2 separate regions of the Homo sapiens genome follow, and region 1 is linked to region 2. Evidence: chromatin loops called from intact Hi-C (ENCODE). Cell type or tissue: ovary. All regions are shown on one strand. Links, peaks and the distances in the headings refer to the core of each region. The heading gives the core; the rest is flanking DNA. Region 1 overlaps IGF1R (insulin like growth factor 1 receptor). Region 2 has its middle 21 kb from the start of LINC02351.

Region 1 (5,378 bases), core at 186-5,185, 430 kb before region 2:
GTCGTTTTGGCTGCATCTCCTAAAACTAGTGTTAGAGCCCACTTCTGGGCAATTACATGGCTTACTGGTGTTGACCAAGGTATCAATGCTACCGATACACTGCCTATTACACATACCTTAGACGCTCAATGCCACACAGCTGTGGCTGCAAATGTCACTTCTGCCTATTTTGGTAAAAACTGTTAGTCCAAAAGGTGCAATGTTTCAACAACCTACGCAAAAGCCCCTGCCACACACATAATCATTTATGTCAACATAACTTAAACGACTAAACTGAAGACAGCCACTTGTAGGGAAACTACTATTTAGAGAAGAGTATGCAATGTTTCTGATAAAATTTTGTCAACAACAGCAGAACTGTTTACCAGGAAACTGTGATAAATGTACGAGGTACCTAGGGAGGTAGATTTTTTTGCACTACCTGTGGAACTTAGATTTTTACCTGCACACCTGTACAGGCAAATCACAGTGAAGCCTCTTCACAGGTGCTGAGTAAATTGAACAAGAACAGCTCCTCCAACGCTACCTCCTTAGGAGGATACACACCTATTCAGTGACCTCACAATTTTGCACAATCACTTGTGAAAGTCTCTTTTTAAAAATGCTTCTAGAGGCCACAGCACATTCTTTGACAGAACCTCAAGAGTAGCAAATTTTTTGGGGAAAAAAAAAAAAAAAAAAAAAAAAGGCTGCTAGTGCCATTTTTCTTTCTTTCCCAATGCCAGAAGCAGAAACAGGTATCTCATTTCAATTCTGTGGCTGTTGGTGAGGCTGGATTATCTTTTTCACACATCTCTTGGCCATCTGCATTACCTGTGGCGTTAACTTCTCTTCGTGTCCTGGGTCCATTTTCTTCCTTGGATCTTAAGTTTGTATTATATATTTAAATTTGAGCTCTTAAAGAAGTACATGCTTTTTAAACACAGCATTGTGCCTTTAACACTTTTGTTTTAGATGGCTTTGTGATAAAATGCCTTTATGTGTAAGTCAGTCTCTCTCTCTCCCTCTGGGTCCCTCTCCCTGTCATAATTAAAGCTGCCAAGAAGCATGGACAGCAACAGCTACAGATCAGTAACCTTGAAACTTGTTTATTTCTTATCTTTCCAGCTTCTCTGGTCACCTCTCCTTTGATCTGGTTACTTTCTGATGGCACACTTTTGGACTTGTAAACATTTATTATAGAGTATACATTATGCTTAAATGCTACACTACTCTTTTCCATCATCAAATCTGATTGCTGGCCCTATCTCCTGAAGTTAAAGTACCTTTTACATTGTGCAGAAATCACAAAAGATCAACTAGACTTTCAAAGTAAACTCTTATCCAGGATGGAGAGCAGAACAGAGTATCCCAGATAATCATACATTCTCGTTAACAGAATTACCACATAAGCCTCATGAGAACCAGTTTTTTGGGGGAACTGTACCAAAGAACACTCCCACCTTCAAAAATACATGGAACTTATATTTAATCTATCTGATGATTCAAAAGTGCCTCGGAAAAAAACATACAAATGTAAAACTATCATCTTTGGAATGTTCTCGCAAAGATTACTACTAAAAACAAAAACAAAACACTTGCCATTCCCACAGAATTCTGTTGGCTCATATTTTATTTTGCTAGTTTTTATTTTTGTGGGTGGTAGAGCTGGTGGTAGTGGGGCTGTGCACTTGATACAAGTATACCAGCCTTGCCAGAATGCATTAGAAGTGCTAAAACCCCATCTTGGCAGTACAAATCCAATCATATTGGCAACTCTCATTTCCTCAATTTCAACTAGGGAAAAAATCTGACCCCACACTTTATAAAACGTGGATGAAGGATTTCAAAGTTCAAGACTCTCTCTCTCTTTTTTTTTTTTTAACTCTTAATAGTTTTCTTTTTTTGTAGATGATAGGTAAAATTGGGTTCAAATGAAGAACACAGGCATCCCATGAGTAAAATCCTAGTTGAAGAGTGAATTTCACCTGTAAATGCCCAATGGAGATGGCCTTCCAGCAACCTTCTGCTTTTTCCAATTAATTAGGAAACATCTGGGAGTAAATTCTTATTTGATCCCCAAACCATTAAATATCTACTATTATTTCCTGGTTTTAGGTATTCGGTTCATTCCAGACTATCATGCAAATTGTAAAGTGAATTATTTTGCTGCTGGCCCACCCAACATCACTTACAGTTTTAGGAAAGCTGGAACATGAAGCCAATTATGACAAAGCCTACTGTTACTAAAAAGTAGCGTGGAAAATTCAAGGGCTTTCCCTTCAGACGTGATGCGTATGAGGCCTGTCATCCATCCTATGCCCCGGCAAACTATCTGACCACTCTGGGCCAAACTGAAGGAGGTCACGCTTAGAGAGTCCTAGCACCGTGCTCCCAGATCCAGTGGGCTTCTCCTCTCTTCCTGCTGGGGAAGCCTTCACCCCAACCCCACAGCCTCATCTTTTAATTGCCTCCCAAACATTAGCTGATTTTCAGGGATCAAAGGAATTTGCTTTGAAAGATGAAGGAACTTAACACTTAGAATAACTATAAAATCAAAACAAGCAGGGCAGCTCTACAGTGGAAAGCACACGTGATCTTTCATTCCATCCTTGGTCTGAACACTAAAGCCATTCTCAAAAAAAAAAAAAGTTCATACACATAACTGCCCATGCATCCACATGCTTTGCAGACACGAGAATGTGTGAAGTTTACTTGCTCAATGAAGGGATCAGTAGACAGCAACTTGTACAACACATGACTGTACTTCCCAAATTAACTTCTTAACCCTTTCCCTGAACACCGTAAAAACCCAAACTGGCCAAGTCACCTAAAAAAAAAAAAAAAAGAAAAGAAAAGAAAAGAAAGAAAGAAACTAAAAGGAATCTCAAGCATAAATCTCTTCTTCAAAAATCTTATCCAACATTCTGGACTTGAATAATCTGAAAACAAAGATCTGAAAATGTTTCATTTTTTTTTTTGGCCTTCTTCAAAGAAATAAGCTTTGTAGGAACTTTGAGATTCATGTCAAAACAACTGCTGTCTCCCGAAATCCCGGAGCATCCTCGTCCCGGAGCCGAGGACCTGGGCAGGCCAGAGGGCAGAAGCTGCAGGCTGCAAACTGGTGTGCAACATCCCTGAGGATGTGTTTGTGTTTTACTCACAGAGAACAAGTACTGGCAAGTGACAAAAAAAGAACATGTTTTGCAAACAATCAGTGTGACCTGAAACCCAGGGTAAAGGCTGAAGTCAGCATTTGTTCACTGCAGCACGAGCCAGGCTCTGCAATGCTTGTTAAATGGAGTGCTCTGGAGAAGAGAACGGCTTCTCAGTTTCCCCCAATCACCCAGAGGACCTGGGAAGGGAGGGGAAAAGGAGGGCCGACTCCCCACCCCCAAGCTAGGCTGTATCAGTTTGTTCTGCTTCACTGCAGAGCTGGAGCCAGGGAGCATCTTTGAAATTAGATGAATGCCCAATGGAAGGGGTCTTCGAATTCTGGAGCTGAAAGCAACTCAAGATCACGACATCCAGTCAAATGTCTTCACTTGGCAGATAAAGTGAAGACCAGAGAACCAAAGCTATGAAAGCCACACCACTCACAAGAGTTGGGTTAAACACCCAGGTCCCCAGCCTCTGAGCCCACGGCTCTTGTCACATCACGATGTCCCCAGCTCCCCTACTTCACCGAAAAGATCTCTCAATCTTTAAAGCATATGACCCCTTTTGACAAACAACCCGCAAATTTTCTTTAATACTGTTGGAAATGTTGAAATGGACTGCCCTCCTCCAATTTCCAATTCTGAAACTGCCTATTGAAAACGTTTTTCTCCCAACTGCACTTGCTTCCCACCCTGCCAAACAGACTTCTGCTAGTCTAAGTAAAGCCTCTGAAGTGCTTTTCCCCAACTGCACTCTCCTTACTCCTATCTAAATAAACAGCACCCGAACTTCTCCTTAAGTCCACTTTTTTCTTCTGCTTCACAGATGGGAAGACTTGCTCTTCCTAAATTACCATTCTCACCCCATGCAAGAGCTCTGCCGGGCCACCAAAGATACATTTTGGACCTGTTACTTCCATCCTCCTGCCCGCCCTGTCCACATCACATGCCCATAACTCCTCCCTCCCTCAACCCCCATCCTTTGAAATTTCTAAACCCCCGGCAGAGGAAGCGCCGCAGGGCTCTTAATAAGCTCAGTCATGCTCGAAATATCTGTTTCACCCACGAGGTGTGGTAGGCAGCAGTTCTGACCGGAGCATACATTTAGGGAAAAGATTATCTACTTCCAAGACTCAGTATTTGGAATTCCTAAAAATGCCACTTATTCATTTTCATTAACATACCTGTGAACTTGCAACAATTTTGAGGGTTGAAAGGATACCATCTGTAATAGCCAGCATCCACCTACACACATGGTAACTGCAGCAGGTTAAGAAATCGCCCTTTCTGTTGGTGTGACCACAGAAAGATATTGCATATTGCAACTCTCTTTGCCCTGGAACTTGCAAAACTTACAGGAAATCTTCCACCACCTACATAGAAAATCCACTGCCAGAAAAATGAAGTGTAAACACTTTATATTAAATTAGCCAGAGGCTTAAAGAAATCACATCCCAATCCGATATTTTCAAATTCTGGCTCACTTTCAAGTTTTATGGTGCACACAGGAGCAGAGGCACAGCGGACACATGACTGCCCTCTGCAGAATGTTTTGTTTTTTCGATGAAGAGAAATAATCTACAAATTAGTATACAACTCAAGCTACCTAGAGAAAGCAGCCAGCGATCTTGCTTCCTTTATGTGGGGTTTCTTGTCCATATCTTTACACTGGACTAGGATGGCCATCAAAAATACAAATCTATTTACCTAAAGAGAAATCTTGAAGCTGATCCTAAACTTATTGGAGATTTTTTTGAAAAAAAGTATCAGTGAAAATACAGAAAGAATAGGAAAAAGTGGAAAATGTTGATGTGCCTCAGGTTATTACGTATAACATGCATCAATAAGTCTTGTGAGATATCCCATGTAAAAAAATTTACCAGCTGCTAACATTGTCATTTACCCCAACCCCTCCCACTGGAGCAGCTTTACCTTCAGGGTGCACATCCCCTGAAGTGGCCCCTTGACATCCTTGGCTTGCCTTCAGGGAGGAGGACATGATGACGCGAGGTAGCATTCCTCTGTACACAGTGTCAAAAATATATTAAAAAGCAAACAAAACTACCAGTCCAGAAGCTATGCTGGCAAAATTTAAAGCAAAAAATTTAGAAACAGCCTACGCCCATTTATATGCCAGCCTGGCTGCATTTTTAAGGGCACAAGTCATGTCTGTCTGTCTGTTTTGTTTTTTTTTTTAATTGGTTTTAGGGAAAGTCAATGTTTAAAATTTTAAGATGCTTA
Region 2 (5,378 bases), core at 314-5,313:
GAGTAGCTGGGACTACAGGCATGTGACACCATGCTCAGCTAATTTTTGTATTTTTAGTAGAGATGGGGTTTCACCATATTGGCCAGGCTTGAACTCCTGACCTCAGGTGATTCGCACTCCTTGGCCTCCCAAAATGCTGGGATTACAGGTGTGAGCCACCGCGCCCGACCCCAAGTTGCTTTTTTGACAGTGAACTTTCTACTTCTCACAAATGGGGAACGGCTGCCCATGGCAGGCGCTTCTCAGCTCAGCGCTTCTCAGCTCAGCACTAAGAGGCGAGGCCAGGCCAGGGCTGGGGCAGCGGACACCTCCAGGCTTCAGGTGCTGCCATGGGTGGGAGGTGAGGGGGACAGTTAATTTAAATTAACTGTCCAAAATGCAAGCCCTGGCTCTCCTTCACTCCTGGAGTGGGTGCTCCCGTCAGCGTCGAATGCCATTTCTGCGGCTGCATGTGGCTCATTAGGGGATTGACAGGCAGCCGAGGTGCCAGGCTTTCTCTCCACGTGGTGACTGATCCACCTTAGGTGTCGACAGGTGAGCGTGCCTTGGAGTTTATTGATGATAATAGTGATCAGTTTTGCTTTTATGCTGGAAGGCTTAATGGATCTTTACAGATATTAATGGGGTGAGCAGGCACCGGGGAAGGAGGCATGGCAGGGCGGGGCTGTGCTGTGATCCTAATGAGGCGGTTAAGTGACTTGCCCTGTGGCACTGAGTTAGGAATGAAGGGAAGCCGGTCGGGTCCCTGGGCACTGAGCTGTCTAGCTGTTGGAGTTTATGGACACGCTTCACAAATGAGGCTGTGGGGCCTCGCACAGCCTCTGTGCTTGGATGTTTCAGTTCCTTGGCTGGGAATGGAAAAAGAAAATGCATTGCATATTGAAATGTGGAAATTGCACGGGCCAGAGGGGTGAGCAGGGACGAGGATGTTTTCTCCTAATTGGGGAGATGGCTCCTCCTGGAGAATCCCACTGGGGCTGTTTCAAGAGCTGGGAGTCGGTGTGGTCTGGGCAGAGGAAACTGAGCTGGAAGTCAGATGCCAAACATGTCACTTTAATTCACTCTGAGATTCACCAACTCTCATTTTAAAACAGCAAATGAGGGGACTTGCACAGAGAATGTTCCAGAAGCATGCTTGAGTCCCTTGAAGGAAGAAGGGTTATCATTATAATTAGGATATAATTAGATTACTAAAACTCTTTATTTAAAAAAAAATTCTAAGTTATGGTCTTTTCACTGCCTGTATAAATCATGGCTAGTTCCCAGTTTCACCCACATCTTCTTTCCCCTCGAGGGCCCGCAGTCAGGATTTTAATTCACTCAGGAAGGTTTTCAGCCAACCGGCTTCAGCTTGCAACCATTATGACAGTTAGTGCTGACATCTCAGGTTTTTTTCAAGTTGGTGAGTTGGGGCTGCAAATGTGATCACAGATTAGCTCGGTGCTCTGCAGTTTCTCGTCTGTTTCTCTCTTCATGGAAATCAGCAAGTGTTAGTGGATTAGAACTTCTTATGGGTCACCGAACAATGCAGATTCCGGAACCTTCTCTTCCCTGGGAATCTCAGTAGGCCATTAATTGGATGTTAGTCTTAAATTAGTCAGTGATTCTTAGAGTTGCTTTTTTGACTTGTTCTGTTTTTTTCAAGTTTTATCTGTTCTCCCTTCTTTTTCCTGACGGTTATTTTGGAGGTATCCTATAATTTTATGTGCCATAGAAATAGAACTGTAAGCAAGAAGCCCAGTGGAATCAATTGCTTCTTGCTCTAAATAAGGCATGAACATTTCACAACATTTCAAAGGGAAATTAACTTGTGCTCCTTGCAAATGTTTTAAAGACTATTTCTGAAGCAGCCTGATTGGTGGGCCAGGTCTTTAAAAGTTTGTGCGATCTTGGCTGTTGATAACATCTGCAGCTTATAATGGCCCTGAAAATATTTACAGGTTATGCAGACCTTTTGAGGGAAGGAGTTTGTGGGAAATTTCTTTCTTCCTACACTCAGTTACAGACAAAGCCTTTGAAACTTGACCAATAGGATCATAATTGCATCTGATGTGATTTCCCGGTCAGCCTGAACATGCCTTAAGTTTCTTTACCAGAGAGAGTGAAACTGAATATGTCAACAGTGAAATGTTCTTTTACAAAATTGTTGCCGGGATCAGGAAATAATTGACCACTGCTTTAAAAATTAATTTTTTTTCAATCTGTAAGTCATACTTTTGCTTTCTTTCTCCAGCTGAATTTTTAATGGATTCAGTTGTCATCCACAAATACTTTTATTTGCATTTAATTTTTAAACCAGAAGGATCTTTGCATCAAGAGATGTGAAAAATATGAGAAGGGAAGCGGGGGCTACTTTTTTGAAAGTTTGATGCCCAGCAAACTGCAGTTCTGACCTTTTTTCTCAGTTTGTTCTGGTGACTCATACGTTATAGAGTACAATAGCAACAGCAATTTTGTGGTGGTGCAGTGTGCTGGGAAGTGCTGGGGGCAAAACCACCATACTGGGTGTGTTTTTTTCTGTCGAATGCTGCTCTTTGACAGGTTGTGTGGCTCCCCTTAGTGGCCATTGTCGTCTACTGCAGCCTTGGATGATAACTTACCTCTGTGATTAGTGCTCTGATACCTCCAGGTGTGCTTCCAAATGAGTAATTAGTGCATTCATTTTTAAAGATTTAATGAACCTCAATTAGGAATGAAATACAAGTAAACATTTGATAGCTCACAACACATAAAAACATTAGGAAAGGTGGAAAACTGATAATGGGTTATCTACTTCATTTTCTCATTCATTCATTCATGTATTCCTTTATTCGTTCATTCGCTGTCAATGGGGCATCTACAGACGTGCCAGGCACTGTCCTAGACGTTAGGGATGCAGTCATGAACAGGGCTGACCTGGCTTCTGAACTTATTTACCAGCTAACTACATGGGCACCTACTACTGTGTGATATAAAAACTCTATGGCCGAGAGAACTCAAGTGTGCTGGTATTTTTAAGTGCCCACAATTAAATTTTGCCAAACCAAATTTTGCTAATTTATACAGTTCTGTAAATAAATTTAAAAATTTACTTATATAGATAACAACTAAATAATTCATTTGTTCTTTAGTAAACAAAATGTGTTACATAGGTATTTTCAGCTGAAATGCAAAACTGTGTATTTTTTTTAGGGATCTGAACACCACACACACACATATGGATTTGGGGGCGTGGGGTGTGGAGGTGCAAAGGAGGACAAGAAAGTCATCCCTTTCCAAGTCGGTACTGATTTGGTAGGAGAGGAGGGAGACTCACTGAACGTGGGTGATTATGACCTCTCTTGTGAGCAAAACCACCGGTGAGCAAAAAGAAGGATCCAGGACTAGAACTGGAAATGTGAGTCCATTGAATGCCAGAATCGATGGAAGAACAGATCACAATTCCAGCTCAGAAATGCTTGAGTGGAACCTCACTTTGCATCTCCTGACACCTGGCAGGTACTCCTGTCTTCTGGAGAGCATTGCAGCAAATGGCAAAGTGAAGGTCAAGAAGATAGAACTGACCCAGCACTTTGGGAGGCTGAGGCAGGAGGATGACTTGAAGTCAGGAGTTCGAGACCAGCCTGACCAACATAGTGAAACCCCATCTCTACTAAAAGTACAAAAATTAGCCAGGCATGGTGGCAGGCGTCTGTAATCCCAGCTACTCGGGAGGCTGAGGCAGGAGAATCACTTGAACCCGGGAGGTGGAGGTTGCAGTGAGCCCAGATGGTGCCACTGTACTCCAGCCTGGGCTACAGAGGGAGACTCCATCTCAAAAAAAAAAAAAAAAAAAAAAAAAAAAGAGAGAGAGAGAGATAGAATTGGGTCATGGCTATCAACATGTTTGCAAGGTCCCCAGTGTACTATTTCCTCTTTTGATTGTCCAGCCCCTTGGGAGCCACCCTCATTTGCTTATCCTCTTTCTGTTGCTTGGGGAGGGCAGCACACCCAGGAAATTCCGAGGACGTGAGCCGTCATGCGAGGACTTCTCAGAATGACAGACCCAGACAGCCTGCCCCTGGAGACGGCAGCAAGGTATGGTGATACTATATCACCCCATGAACCTCTCACTTTCCTAGTGATCAGGTTGTCCTTGCTTAGTGAAGCCGTGGTCTGAACCTGCCAGGCAGCTTCCCAGACGACTTGGCTGTGGGCTTCTCGTGGCAGCAGGGCCTTGGTCTAGGCTCAGAATCTCCGGGCTATCATGGGAGGGGGGTGTTGCGTGGAGAGGCCTTTGTAATTAGATTTTTTATGGTTCTCTTCTCTTAACTAGACAAGCTCTAACGAAACCAAAATGGAACAGAACACATGGGAATTGGCCGTAACCTTGCATCGTTAAGGAAATATTGAAAAATCTGAATTTCAAATTTTGCCATGGACCAGTGTCTGTCAAGCAGAACAAAAAGCAAGACAAATTTGTCTTTCTTTCCTCCTCCACTGCAAAAGCCCAGATTGCTGGGATGGAGTGGAATTAGGTATTAGGTTTTTGTACAATCCAGAGTGACTGTAGAATAGAATCTTGAGGGAATATTAAGAATATTTCTTAGTAGCTTGCTGTCATTCAATATTTTATAAAATTTTAGGTTTTCCTGGTTTTCTTGTGGCTAAACCAGACTCTTGACCAAACAGGGTATTGTGAAAATGTCCATTCTCTGGTGCCAAAGGGTCTTTACTTTCAAATCCCTAAAGAGTCCAAAATTACTTTAAACTTACGCTTGTACATCATGGACAAATACTGCTTATTTTGGAAAATATATTGCTCTGAAATAGAAGATTCAACAATGAAAGCAGAAAATATCCCAGTAAGTGCTGGATTGTTTTAGAAAGCTGCTTCCTGTCTGACATTAGCTCTAGCCATCTGGCAGATGAGGGCTTTCATTTTCTTTGGTTCACCATGGAAAGATGGGCTAACCTAAGACCCAACAGGCACTGAACAGAGAGCGTTGCACTTGGCCTTTTCCGCTGATCCTTGACTTTTCTTTTAAACCTGTTAGAGGAAGCAGAAATGTCCAGGTACTGTAACGCCCATGGGTGTGGACCTGGGGGAATTCTGCACATTTGAGCACGGGGTGCCAGCTTTGAAAGCAGTGCTTCCTTCCCTGCCCTTTCTCTGGTCTCCCCAGGCTGGGCTGTCCTTTAGTTCCTTTCAGTAAATACGTGCTCTTATGCACAAAACCTGATTTCCCCATGGCTGGCTGGAGCGTTTGAACCTGGCCTATTCTGAATCTCAGCAGGAAGTGCAGGCACAAGCCAGACAGGACACCTCCATGTCCTGAATGTCCAGCCCCAGACTGTGCAGGACGACCCCATTGCCATGTTTAATTGGAATGCCTGTGGATTCTTTTCTGACTTCAGGA

What was found. Hi-C counts contacts between places; a loop is a spot of excess contacts. Peaks named below come from ENCODE experiments on the same cell type or tissue, not always from the same donor. Only the 100,000 strongest peaks of a DNase experiment are listed, where the experiment ranks them.
Region 1: it touches region 2 in a loop (8-fold over the local background); 7 of 110 quality-filtered maps call a loop at or near these places.

What each region holds. Positions count from the first base shown.
Region 1 is chr15:98,872,799-98,878,176 of GRCh38, reverse strand. The region is part of intron 2 of IGF1R (insulin like growth factor 1 receptor); the gene reads right to left. Among named protein-coding and RNA genes, the nearest start is that of MIR4714, 91 kb to the right of the region's middle. In ovary, for the core only: no CTCF peak of the experiment used is centred there; a DNase peak (open chromatin) is centred at 3,086; H3K27ac peaks cover 3,856 bases.
Region 2 is chr15:98,439,749-98,445,126 of GRCh38, reverse strand. It overlaps the pseudogene FAM169BP. Among named protein-coding and RNA genes, the nearest start is that of LINC02351, 21 kb to the right of the region's middle. RefSeq lists a silencer at 3,869-3,918. In ovary, for the core only: a CTCF peak has its summit at 2,575 (motif pointing left); a DNase peak (open chromatin) is centred at 2,556.